2 separate regions of the Homo sapiens genome follow, and region 2 is linked to region 1. Evidence: read pairs that join two places in POLR2A ChIA-PET (ENCODE). Cell type or tissue: Panc1. All regions are shown on one strand. Links, peaks and the distances in the headings refer to the core of each region. The heading gives the core; the rest is flanking DNA.

Region 1 (5,450 bases), core at 300-5,299:
TTGAATTCTGATGCTCCTACTTGCTAGCAGTGGCTTGGGGCCAGTTGCTCAGCCTGCTAACTTTAGTTTTCTCTTCTGTAAAGTGGGGACTAAATATCCTGTAACAGGGGTCACATGCTGTAACAGCACAGCACCCAGGGCACGGTGAGTGCTGCGTAGTGTGAGCCGAACGCGGGCTGCTCAGGGTCACCAGGGCCAGCTCCTTGGGCCCCCAGCAACAAATACTTCACTTTCCGCCCCCCTCTCCCCGACAATGATCCGCCCGCACAGCCGCTCTGGAGAAGAGCTTGTCTGTTTCCTGAAAACTGAATATAAACTTAGACATTTATACAATCACACTCCTGGGCATTTATCCCAGAGAAATGAAAGCTGATGTCCACATGGAAACCTGTAGCAGCTTTATTCATAACAGCTCCAAATTGGAAACAGCGCAGATGCCTCTCGATAGTCGACCGGTTCAGCAAACCGTGGCCCCTCCACACCGCGGAACACCACTGAGCAATAAGACGAATGAGCTGCCGATACTCGCCACTACTTGGATGATCTCAAGGGTGTTTATGCTGCCTGGGGAAAAAAGCCAACCTCAAAAGTCACATCCTGGATGATTCTATTTCTATAGCATTCTCAAATGACAAAGTTACAGAGATGAAGACCAGATTAATGGCTGCTGGGGGGCAGGGACAGTGGGGGAATGGGGTGAGTGTGACTGCCTGGGGATCTTGGTGGTGATAGGGTGATTCTGTTTTTTGTTGCAATGGTGGTTTGTGTGAATCTACACAGACAAAACAGCATAAAACTATACATGCAGGTTGGAGCGGTGGCTCACCCCTGTAATCCCAGCACTTTGGGAGGCCAAAGTGGGCAGAGCACTTGAGGCCAGGAGTTCAAGGCCAGCCTGGCCAACATGGTGAAACCCTATAACTATTAAAAATACAAAAATGAGGCCAGGTGTGGTGGCTCACACCTGTAATCCCAGCACTTTGGGAGGCTGAGGCGGGCAGATCACGAGGTCAGGAGATCAAGACCATCCTGGCTAACACGGTGAAACCCCGTCTCTACTAAAAATACAAAAAAATTATCCAGGCGTGTTGGCAGGTGCCTGCAGTTCCAGCTACTAGAGAGGCTGAGGCAGGAGAATGGCATGAACCCGGGAGGCGGAGCTTGCAGTGAGCCGAGATTGCGCCACTGCACTCCAGCCTGGGTGACAGAGCGAGACTCTGTCCAAAAAAAAAAATACAAAAATGAGCTGGTTGTAGTTGTGGGCGCCTGTAATCCCAGCTACTCTGGAAGCTGAGGCATGAGAATTGCTTGAATCCAGGAGGCAGAGGTTGCAGTGAGCGGAGATTGCACCACTGTACTCCAGCCTGGGTGACAGAGAGAGACTCTGTCTCAAAATAGTAAAAACCAAAAACTATACACGCGCTTTCTATTAATACCAATGTCAATTGCCAAGTTTTGATATGACAGATAATGATATTGGACATTGGATATTGTAGATCATGTGAGATGTAGCCATTGGGGGGAAATAGGTGAGGGGTACACAGGGCCACTGGGTAATCTCTGCAATTTCCTGTGGATCTATTATGATTTCAAAATTTAAAGTTTTAAAAAATGACATGCATGGTATGATGTCGGCAATTCGCTTTGAAATACTCCAGCCAAGAGAGGGAAGAGGCCGGAGAGGGAGCCTGCAAAGAGGTGAAACTAGAGTGGTAAAGTGCTTCTGCTGCCGAAGCAAGGGCGGGGATGCCGGAATGGCGGCTCGGTCTTCTCCACTGTGCATTTTTGAAATTTTCCATAATGAAGATGTAACTCTACCAAGCCGATATGCATGGGTGGGCTCACGTACACCCAGACACCCGCACGCAGGCATGCACCGGAGCGCTGACTCACGCTGCTCAGCCCAGGAATTCTTGCAGACGGCTGTGTGTCCACATGTGCGGTAAAGCAAATAAATAACGCTTAAACACCCTCGTGGAATCTGGCCACGCCAGGTCACATGTGTGTCAGGACACCTGCAGGGCAGGGCGGAAAGGGGTCCAGGGCTGCTTTGAACTTCCTGGAAACTGGGTGGGGTGGAGTTGGGTAATGACTATGATGGCTCACAATGGGACAGGGTCATAGGGAGGGGAAAGCTCCCAAGAAGAGGTGGCATTCGCAGCACAGGCTCCCTGGGCTGCCCCAGAGTCGGGGGCTGGAGAGGAGTGGGCTTCTGGGCCAGGGAAGGCTGGGAGTGGGGACGTCACTGCAGGGGGGCCGAGAGCCCTCAGTGTGGTGAGGGGACGGGAGGGGCTGTGGTGGTCACTCCACCTGAACCCCTTGATGGCGCCATTATTTCAGGATTTTTAAATGATGACTTAACCTCGGGGGAAGCACTTACTTGCTTGGGGCTTCAGTTTTGTCAACTAGAAAATGGGCCTGATGACAACACGAATCTCACAAGGTTGCCTTGACGGTCAGGCGAAGTGGCTATGGCCGTGCCCGGGGCCAACTTGGTGCCAGGCCCTGCGCTAAGGGCTCTATATGCATTAAATCCTTCAATATATGGTGCTGTTACTACCCCCATTTGCCAGATGAGAAACTAAGGTTCGGAGAGATTGATAAACTTTCCCGAGGTTACACAGTCATTAGGTTGAGGAGCTGCCATTTACATCTGCAGGTAAAGCACTTAGTTCAAACCCGCCCCCAGAAAGTGTTATTTTAAAGTTTAAAGTATGTTGAGGCCAGGTGCAGTGACGCATGCCTGTCATCCCAACATTTTGGGCAGCTGAGGCGGGAGCATGGCTTGAGGCGAGGAGTTTGAGAAAAGCCTGGGCAACATCATGAGATCCTGCCTCTCCAAAAAATGTTAAAAATTAGCCACATGTGGTGGCATCTGCCTACAGACTCAGCTTCTCGGGAGGCTGAGGGAGGAGGATGGCTCAAGCCCAGGAGTTTGAGGGTATAGTGGGCTGTGATCACGTCACTGCATTCCAGCCTGGGTGACAGAGCAAGACCCTGTCTCTTTATTTAAAAAAAAAACAAGGCTGGGTGCGGTGGCTCATGCCTGTAATCCCAGTACTTTGGGAGGCCAAGGCGGGTGGATCACCTTAGGTCAGGAGTTGTTTCTTTTTTTTTTTTTTTTTTTTTTTTTTTTTTTGAGACGGAGTCTCGCTCTGTCGCCCAGGCTGGAGTGCAGTGGCGCAATCTTGGCTCACTGCAAGCTCCACCTCCTGAGTTCACACCATTCTCCTGCCTCAGCCTCCTGAGTAGCTGGGACTACAGGCGCCCGCCACCACGCCCAGCTAATTTTTTGTATTTTTAGTAGAGACAGGGTTTCGCCGTGTTAGCCAGGATGGTCTCGATCTCCTAACCTCATGATCTGCCCACCTTGGCCTCCCAAAGTGCTGGGATTACACCAGCCTGGCCAACATGGTGAAACCCCGTCTCTACTAAAAATATGAAATTAGCTGGGCGTGGTGATGGCCACCCAGCTACTTGGGAGGCTGAGGCAGGAGAATCGCTTGAACCCGGGAGGCAGAGGTTGCAGTGAGCCGAGATCATGCCATTGCACTCCAGCCTGGCCAACAAGAGCAAAACTCCATCTCAAAATAAATAAATAAATAACTAAAAAACGAGCAAGCAAAAAAACCCAAAGCATGTTTATAGCTTGAACACTTGCTGGGATGGAAACACAGGGTAGAAAATGGCTATCTGGGGCGGGCATGGTGGCTCGCGCCTGCAATCTCAGCACTTTGGAAGGCTGAGGCAGGCAAATTGCTTAAGACCAGGAGTCTGAGACCAGCCTGGGCAACATGGCAGGACCCTATCTCTACAAAAAATTAAAAATTAGCTGGACATGGTGGTGCGTACCTGTAGCCTCAGCTACCTGGGAGGCTGAGGCGGGAGGATCACTTGAGCCCAGGAGGTCAAGGCTGCAGTGAGCCATTATTGTACCACTGTACTGCAGCCCGGGCAACAGAGTGAGACTCTGTCTCAAAAAGTAAAAAAAAAAAACGTAAGGCAGCATGGCTCATGCTTGTAATCCCAGCACTTTGGGAGGCCAAGGAGGGTGGATCACCTGAAGTCAGCAGTTCGAGATCAGCCTGGTCAACATGGTGAAATCCCGCTATCTCCATTAAAAATACAAAAAATTAGCTGAGCATGGTGGCGGGTGCCTGTAGTCCCAGCTACTTGGGAGGCTGAGGCAGGAGAATCGCTTGAACCCACGAGGCGGAGTTTGCAGTGAGCAGAGATTGCACTATTGCACTCCAGGCTGGCAACAAGAGTGAAACTCTGTCTCAAAAAAAAAGAAGAAAAGAAAAGAAAACAACTGTTTCCACTTAAAGACCTGCTACCAGACTTACCAGCTGAGTCTACAGGCAGATGCCACCACACATGACTAATTTTTAAAATTTTTTGTAGAGATGGGATCTCACGATGTTGGCCAGGCTTATCTCAAACTCCTCGCCTCAAGCCATGCTCCCGCCTCAGCTGCCCAGAATGTTGGGATGACAGGCACGCACCACTGCACCTGGCCTGAACATACTTTACAATTTAAAATAACACTTTCTGGGGGTGGCTTTGAACTATGTGCTTTACCTGCAGATTTAAAGATTTCCTGGAGGAAAGACAGGGACTGGAAGCACCCAGGTACTCCCGCCCCTGACCCCCTTGCCTCCAAGGACAACAGCTCCCACCAAAAACGGCCAGTTGCACCCAGCAAGCTGGGAGCGTGGGTAGCAGAGAGGGAGTCCCAGGCAGCCGAGCCGGTAGTGCCCAGCCCAGCCTACCACAGCTCCTGGCCCTCTGAGCATCAAATGTCACAAGGGGCTCCAGTGCCAGGGAACAGCAGCAGGGGCTCCAGGGCAAAGAGGATGACTCTCAGTCACCAACTTCAGAAGCAGTGCCACCTCACTCAACCCCATGTGACTCAGCCTCAGTTTCTTCCATACCGTGGGGCTGGCCAGGCCTGCCACCCAGGCAGCTGTGAGAACTGATCAGTGCCCACATGTCCCGGTCACCCCTGACTTTCCTTCCCTTCCCTGAAGCACCATCTCTTCACAGAGAAGTAAAAAGGTAGCCACGGCCGGGCGCGGTGGCTCACGCCTGTAATCCCAGCACTTTGGGAGGCCGAGGCGGGCGGATCACGAGGTCAGGAGATCGAGACCATCCCGGCTAAAACGGTGAAACCCCGTCTCTACTAAAACTACAAAAAATAGCCGGGCGTAGTGGCGGGCGCCTGTAGTCCCAGCTACTTGGGAGGCTGAGGCAGGAGAATGGCGTGAACCCGGGAGGCGGAGCTTGCAGTGAGCCGAGATCGCGCCACTGCACTCCAGCCTGGGCGACAGAGCGACACTCCGTCTCAAAAAAAAAAAAAAAAAAAAAAGGTAGCCACACCCCACAAGAACAAAAGGGTGGTGGTATTCAAGGGAGAGATGGGCAGCCCATGGCCCTGCTGGGGTGGCCCC
Region 2 (5,450 bases), core at 305-5,304, 290 kb after region 1:
GCCTCCCAAAGTGCTAGGATTACACGTGTGAGCCACCACACCTGGCAAATATATATTTTTATTTTTAAAAAAATAATAACTATGTGATATTGAAAGTGACATACTCTTGTAATCCTACTCTTCAGAAAACAATTTATCTTGCTAGACACCTTTCCAGATGTTTCAGTACTTACACAGATATAAATGTGTTTTTTTTAATTTAAACTGAAAATATGATTGTACTAAACAGACATGTGTTTGTATGTATACATGTATATATATATTTACATCTATATCCACCCCCTAAGGGTGTTACGTATAACATCACACAGTGATAAGAGCAGCCTCTCTCCCTGATTCATTTGTTTCAGACACCCACTTCACCCACTGCCTGGCTGCCTGACTGCCACCCCTCCTACTCCAGTGACTTTTTCTCTCCTCTCCACTCAGTTTTCAGCACTTGACTGACTCTGTTTTGAGGAAATGGCATGCTCCTACTTTAATTAGCTTTATATAGAAATTCACCTCCCGCAAAATTATGGTATAAAAATTTCTCTACCTAGTTAGTACAATGTATTTTTACATAGCTTTCTAGAGGACAAATTCCTGGAACTGGAATTGCTGGGCCAAAGATAGTAAATCTGTACAAATTTAATAAGCATCACCAAATTACCCATAAAAGGACGATCAATTTACACCACTCAACCAGTAGTTGCATATGCCTGTTAATAGCTCTCCGGCCAGCTTACAGTGATGTTTTTAAGGATGAATCACTGTGGAGGGGAATTTGTGTTTTCTTGTGTGTGTTTTTTTTAATTTAATTTTTATTTTTTTGAGACAGTTTCACTCTTGTTGCCCAGGCTGGAGTGCAGTGGCGTGATCTTGGCTCACTGCAACCTTCACCTCCTGGGTTCAAGCGATTCTCCTGCTTCAGCCTCCTGAGTAGCTGGGATTACAGGCACACGCCACCATGCCCGCCTAATTTGTATTTTTAGTAGAGACGAGGTTTCACCACGTTGGCCAGGCTGGTCTCAAACTCCTGACCTCAGATGATCTACCTGTGCCTCAGCCTCCCAAAGTGCTGGATTACAGGCATGAGCCACCGCCCCCAGCCAGAATTTGTGTTTTCTGATGAGGAAAGCAGATACGGGATCTCCAATTATTTTTATTAAATTAAATCCCTACCTTAAAACAACTACTCTTTTTTCTTCAAGAGACAGAGTCTCTTTCTGTCACCAAGGCTAGAGTGCAGTAGCAGTATCATAGCTCACTACAGCCTCAAAGTCCTGGGCTCAAGCAATCCTCTTGTCTCAGCCTCCCAAGTAATTAAAACGACAGGTGCATGCCACCATGCCTGGCTAATTTTTCTGGAGAGACAGGGTCTCACTGTGTTGCCCAGGCTGGTCTCAAACTCCTGGGCTCAAGTGATTCTTCTGCCTCAGCCTACCAAAGTACTGGGATTATAGGTGTGAGCCACTGTGCCCATCTAAGAACTTTTTTTTTTTTTTTTTTTTTTTGAGGCGGAGTCTTGCTCTGTCACCCAGGCTGGAGTGCAACAGTGTGATCTCGGCTCACTGCAAGCTCCGCCTTCCGGGTTCACGCCATTCTTCTGCCTCAGCCTCCCGAGTAGCTGGGACTATAGGCGCCTGCCACGACACCTGGCTAATTTTTTGTATTTTCAGTAGAGACGGGGTTTCACCGTGTTAGCCAGGATGGTCTTGATCTCCTGACCTCGTGATCTGCCCGCCTCGGCCTCCCAAAGTGCGAACTATTCTTAATGTTGTAATGTTTTATTGGATTTCCTTCTAATTTTTCCTATACATACACACAGTTTTAAAAATAGAGTAATATAAAAAAATAAATAAAAATAGAGTAATATGTGAGAGGTCAGAGCGTATAACTGAAAGATCAAAGGCTTAGGAACAAAACAGACCTAGGAGTGCCTTGGGAAAGTCACCTTATTTCTCTAAGTGAGTTTTCCTTTTTTTTTTTTTTTTTTTTTTTTTGAGATGGAGTCTCACTCTGTTGCCTGGGCTGAAGGCTGGAGGGCAGTGACGAGATCTTAGCTCACTGCAACCTCCGCCTCCCAGGTTCAGGCAATTCTCATGCCTCAGCCTCCCAAGTAGCTGGGATTACAGGTGCACGCTAATTTTTGTACTTTTAGTAGAGACGTGGTTTCACCATGTTGGCTGGGCTGGTGTTAAACACCTGATTTCAAGTGATCTGCCTGCCTCAGCCTCCCAAAGAGCTGGGATTATAGGCATGAGCCACTGCACCCAGCCAAAGCGAGTTTTCTGATCTACAAAAGCAGCATAATGCCACTACCCTGAATAATTGTTATATGGATCAGTGATGACTTATGAAAGTATTTATAGATTGTCACTGGTAAATAGTAAGCATTCAATTATTTGCTGCTCTTGATGTTGTTAAATGTGAAATGTCTCACCATACCTCAAGCCTACAATATTTATATTAGTAAGATGGAACTCTGAGTGTAGAGAGTTTGCTTCCAGTATATAATCGCAAAATAAATCTCCTCCTGCCCCTCTACAGGTTGCTTTTAACTTTGACAGAGGAAGAATTTTCCAAGACGCCCTATACCATAGAAAACAGCAGCCACAGGAGAGCCATCCTCATGGAGCTAGAACGTGTCAAAGCATTAGGCGTGAAGCCCCCCCAGAATCTCTGGGAATATAAGGTGAACACTTTAATTTTTTTTTTTTTTTTTTACTTTTTATTTTTATTTTTTGTTAATTTTTTTTAATTTCAGGGTTTTCTTTTTTATTTTTGACAGTTTATGTACTTATTTATTTATTTATTTTATTTTGAGACAGAGTCCTTCTCTGTCGCCCAGGCTGGAGTGCAATGGCGCAATCTCAGCTCAGTGCAACCTCTGCCTCCCAGGTTCAAGTGATTATCCTACCTCAGCCTCCAGAGTAGCTGGGATTACCCTACCCAGCTAATTTTTTCTTTCTTTTTTTTTTTTTTCTGGCTCACTGCAACCTCCACCTCCCAGGTTCAAGCGATTCTCCTACCCCAGCCTCACCAGCAGCTGGGATTACAGGCACACGCCACCACACCAGGCTAATGTTTATGTTTCTAGTAGAGATGGTTTCAGGATGTTGGCCAGGCTGATCTCAAACTCCTGACCTCAGGTGATCCACCTGCCTCCTGACCTCAGCCTCCCAAAGTGCTGGGATTACAGGCGTCAGCCACCGCGCCTGGCCTGTTTTACAAATAAATAAGGAAAGAGACACTTACATGTTTTGGGGACCTTGAATTGTTGGAATATCACTGGAGGACAATTTGTCAATAACATTTCAGTTTAAACCGCATCTGCTCTTTAAGCCAGCATTTCACTCCTTTGCACTTGGAATGGAGGCAGCACAGCACGGTGGTCAAGAGTGAGGCTCTGGGCTGGTCACCGTGGCTCACAACTGTAATCCCAGCACTTTGGGAGGCCGAGGCGGGGGGATGACCTGAGGTCAGCAGTTTGAGACCAGCCTGGCCAACGTGGTGAAACCCCGTCTCTACTAAAATCACAAAAATTAGCTGGGAGTGGTGGCACACTCCTGTAGGTCCATTTACTTGGAGGCAGGAGAAATGCTTGAACCTGGGAGGTTGAGGCTGCGGTAGCCGAGATCACACCGCTGCATGGCAGCCTAGGGGACAGAGCAAGACTCCGTCCCAAAAAAAAAAGCAAAGAACAGAAACAAAAAGAGTAACGCTGTGGGCTGGGCATGGTGGTTCACAACTATAATGCTAGTACTTTGGAAGGCTGAGGTGGGAGGATTGCTTAGCTCAGGAGTTCAAGACTAGCCTGGGTAACATGGCAAGACCCCATCTCTACAAAAAGTACAGACACAAAAAAAATTAGTTGAGTGTGGTGATGCCAGCCATTTGCGAGGCTGAGGCTGCGCTAAACCATGATCGAACCACTGCACTCCAGCCTGGGCAAGAGAGTTGAGACCCTGTTTCAGAAAAAAAAAAAAAGGCCCTGGCACTAGCCTGCCTGGGCCAGCTCCTCCAAGACACACCACCTGTTGGAACACCAGCAAGTACCTGCACCTCTCCTTGCCTGTTTCCTCCTGGGTAAATAACCTTAGAGGGTCATTGTGAGACTCCAATGTTTGATTAACGGAAAGTTGTTAAACAAGTTATTCACGGCAGCATTGTTGGTAATTGCAGGGAGTAGAAAACAACCTAAGTGCCCCTCATTAGGAACAAGTTGAATAAACAAGGCACACCCATGTAGGCAGCCACCGGAAAAGGAGACAAAGACTTTGTGTTAATAAGGAACAAAGTCCTGTAATCCATAAGGAACAAAGTCCTGTAATCCCAGCACTTTGGGAGGCCGAGGCAGGCTGATCACTTGAGGCCAGGAGTTCCAGACCAGCCTGACCAACATGGTGAAACCCCATCTCTACTAAAAACACAAAAATTAGCCAGGTGTGGTGGTGCATGCCTATAATCCCAGCTACTCAGGAGGCTACGGCAGGAGAATTGCTTGAACTAAGGAGGTGGAGGTTGCAGTGAGCTGAGATGGTGCCACTGCACTCCAGCCTGGGTGACAGAGTGAGACACTGTCTCAAATGAAGAAAGAAATAAAAAATGCTTCTGTAATATGTGCGTGTATTACTTTAATAACTAGTTTCAAATATTGTAAAGAATGTGCGTGGAGCTCCTGAAATAGAATGTTTGTTATTTTTTGTGTTATTTGGTTTTTGTTTTTGTTTTGTTTTGTTTTGTTTTTTGAGAGGGTGTCTCGCTCTGTCGCCCAGGCTGGAGTGCAGTGGCGCGATCTCAGCTCACTGCAAGCTCTGCCTACTGGGTTCACGCCATTCTCCTGCCTCAGCCTCCCAAGTAGCTGGGACTACAGGCGCCCACCACCGTGCCCGGCTAATTTTTTTATTTTTTGGTAGAGACGAGCTTTCACCATGTTAACCAGGGTAGTCTGGATCTCCTGACCTTGTGATCCGCCTGCCTCGGCCTCCCAAAGTGCTGGGATTACAGGTGTGAGCCACCGCGCCTGACCTGTTTTTGTTTTTTTGAGACAGAGTCTCACTGTTTCCCAGACTGGAGTGCAGTGGTGCGACCTTAGCTCACTACAACCTCTGCCTTCCAGGTTCAAGCAATTCTCATATCTCACCCTCCAGAGTAGCTAGGAATACATGCAGGTGCCACCATGCCCAGCTAATTTTGTATTTTTAGTAGAGGCGGAGTTTTGCCATATTGGCCAGGCTAGTCTTGAACTCCTGACCTCAGGTGATCTGCCCGCCTCAGCCTCCCCAAAGTGCTGGGATTACAGGCGTGAGCCACTGCGCCCAGCCAAGCTGCCATATTTTTCATAGGTAAATATTTCAGCATTAATCTCTTAAAAAAAAATTTTTTTTTGAAATGGAGTCTCACCATGTTGCCCAGGCTGGTCTCAAATTCCTGGTCAAGTAATCCTCCCACCTCAACCTCCCAAG

Evidence for each region. ChIA-PET counts read pairs that join two places held together with the same protein. Peaks named below come from ENCODE experiments on the same cell type or tissue, not always from the same donor. Only the 100,000 strongest peaks of a DNase experiment are listed, where the experiment ranks them.
Region 2: POLR2A ChIA-PET joins it to region 1 with 5 read pairs; 3 of 35 experiments call an interaction of 5 or more read pairs at or near these places.

The regions. Positions count from the first base shown.
Region 1 is chr16:14,362,732-14,368,181 of GRCh38, forward strand. It overlaps LINC02130 (long intergenic non-protein coding RNA 2130), which reads right to left. Exons shown (of 2, transcript NR_131191.1): 2 at 378-564. Among named protein-coding and RNA genes, the nearest start is that of LINC02130, 4.8 kb to the right of the region's middle. RefSeq lists an enhancer at 1,623-2,124. In Panc1, for the core only: no CTCF peak of the experiment used is centred there; no DNase peak of the experiment used is centred there; H3K4me3 peaks cover 755 bases; H3K27ac peaks cover 343 bases.
Region 2 is chr16:14,652,534-14,657,983 of GRCh38, forward strand. It overlaps BFAR (bifunctional apoptosis regulator), which reads left to right. Exons shown (of 8, transcript NM_016561.3): 5 at 2,533-2,677. Among named protein-coding and RNA genes, the nearest start is that of BFAR, 22 kb to the left of the region's middle. In Panc1, for the core only: no CTCF peak of the experiment used is centred there; no DNase peak of the experiment used is centred there.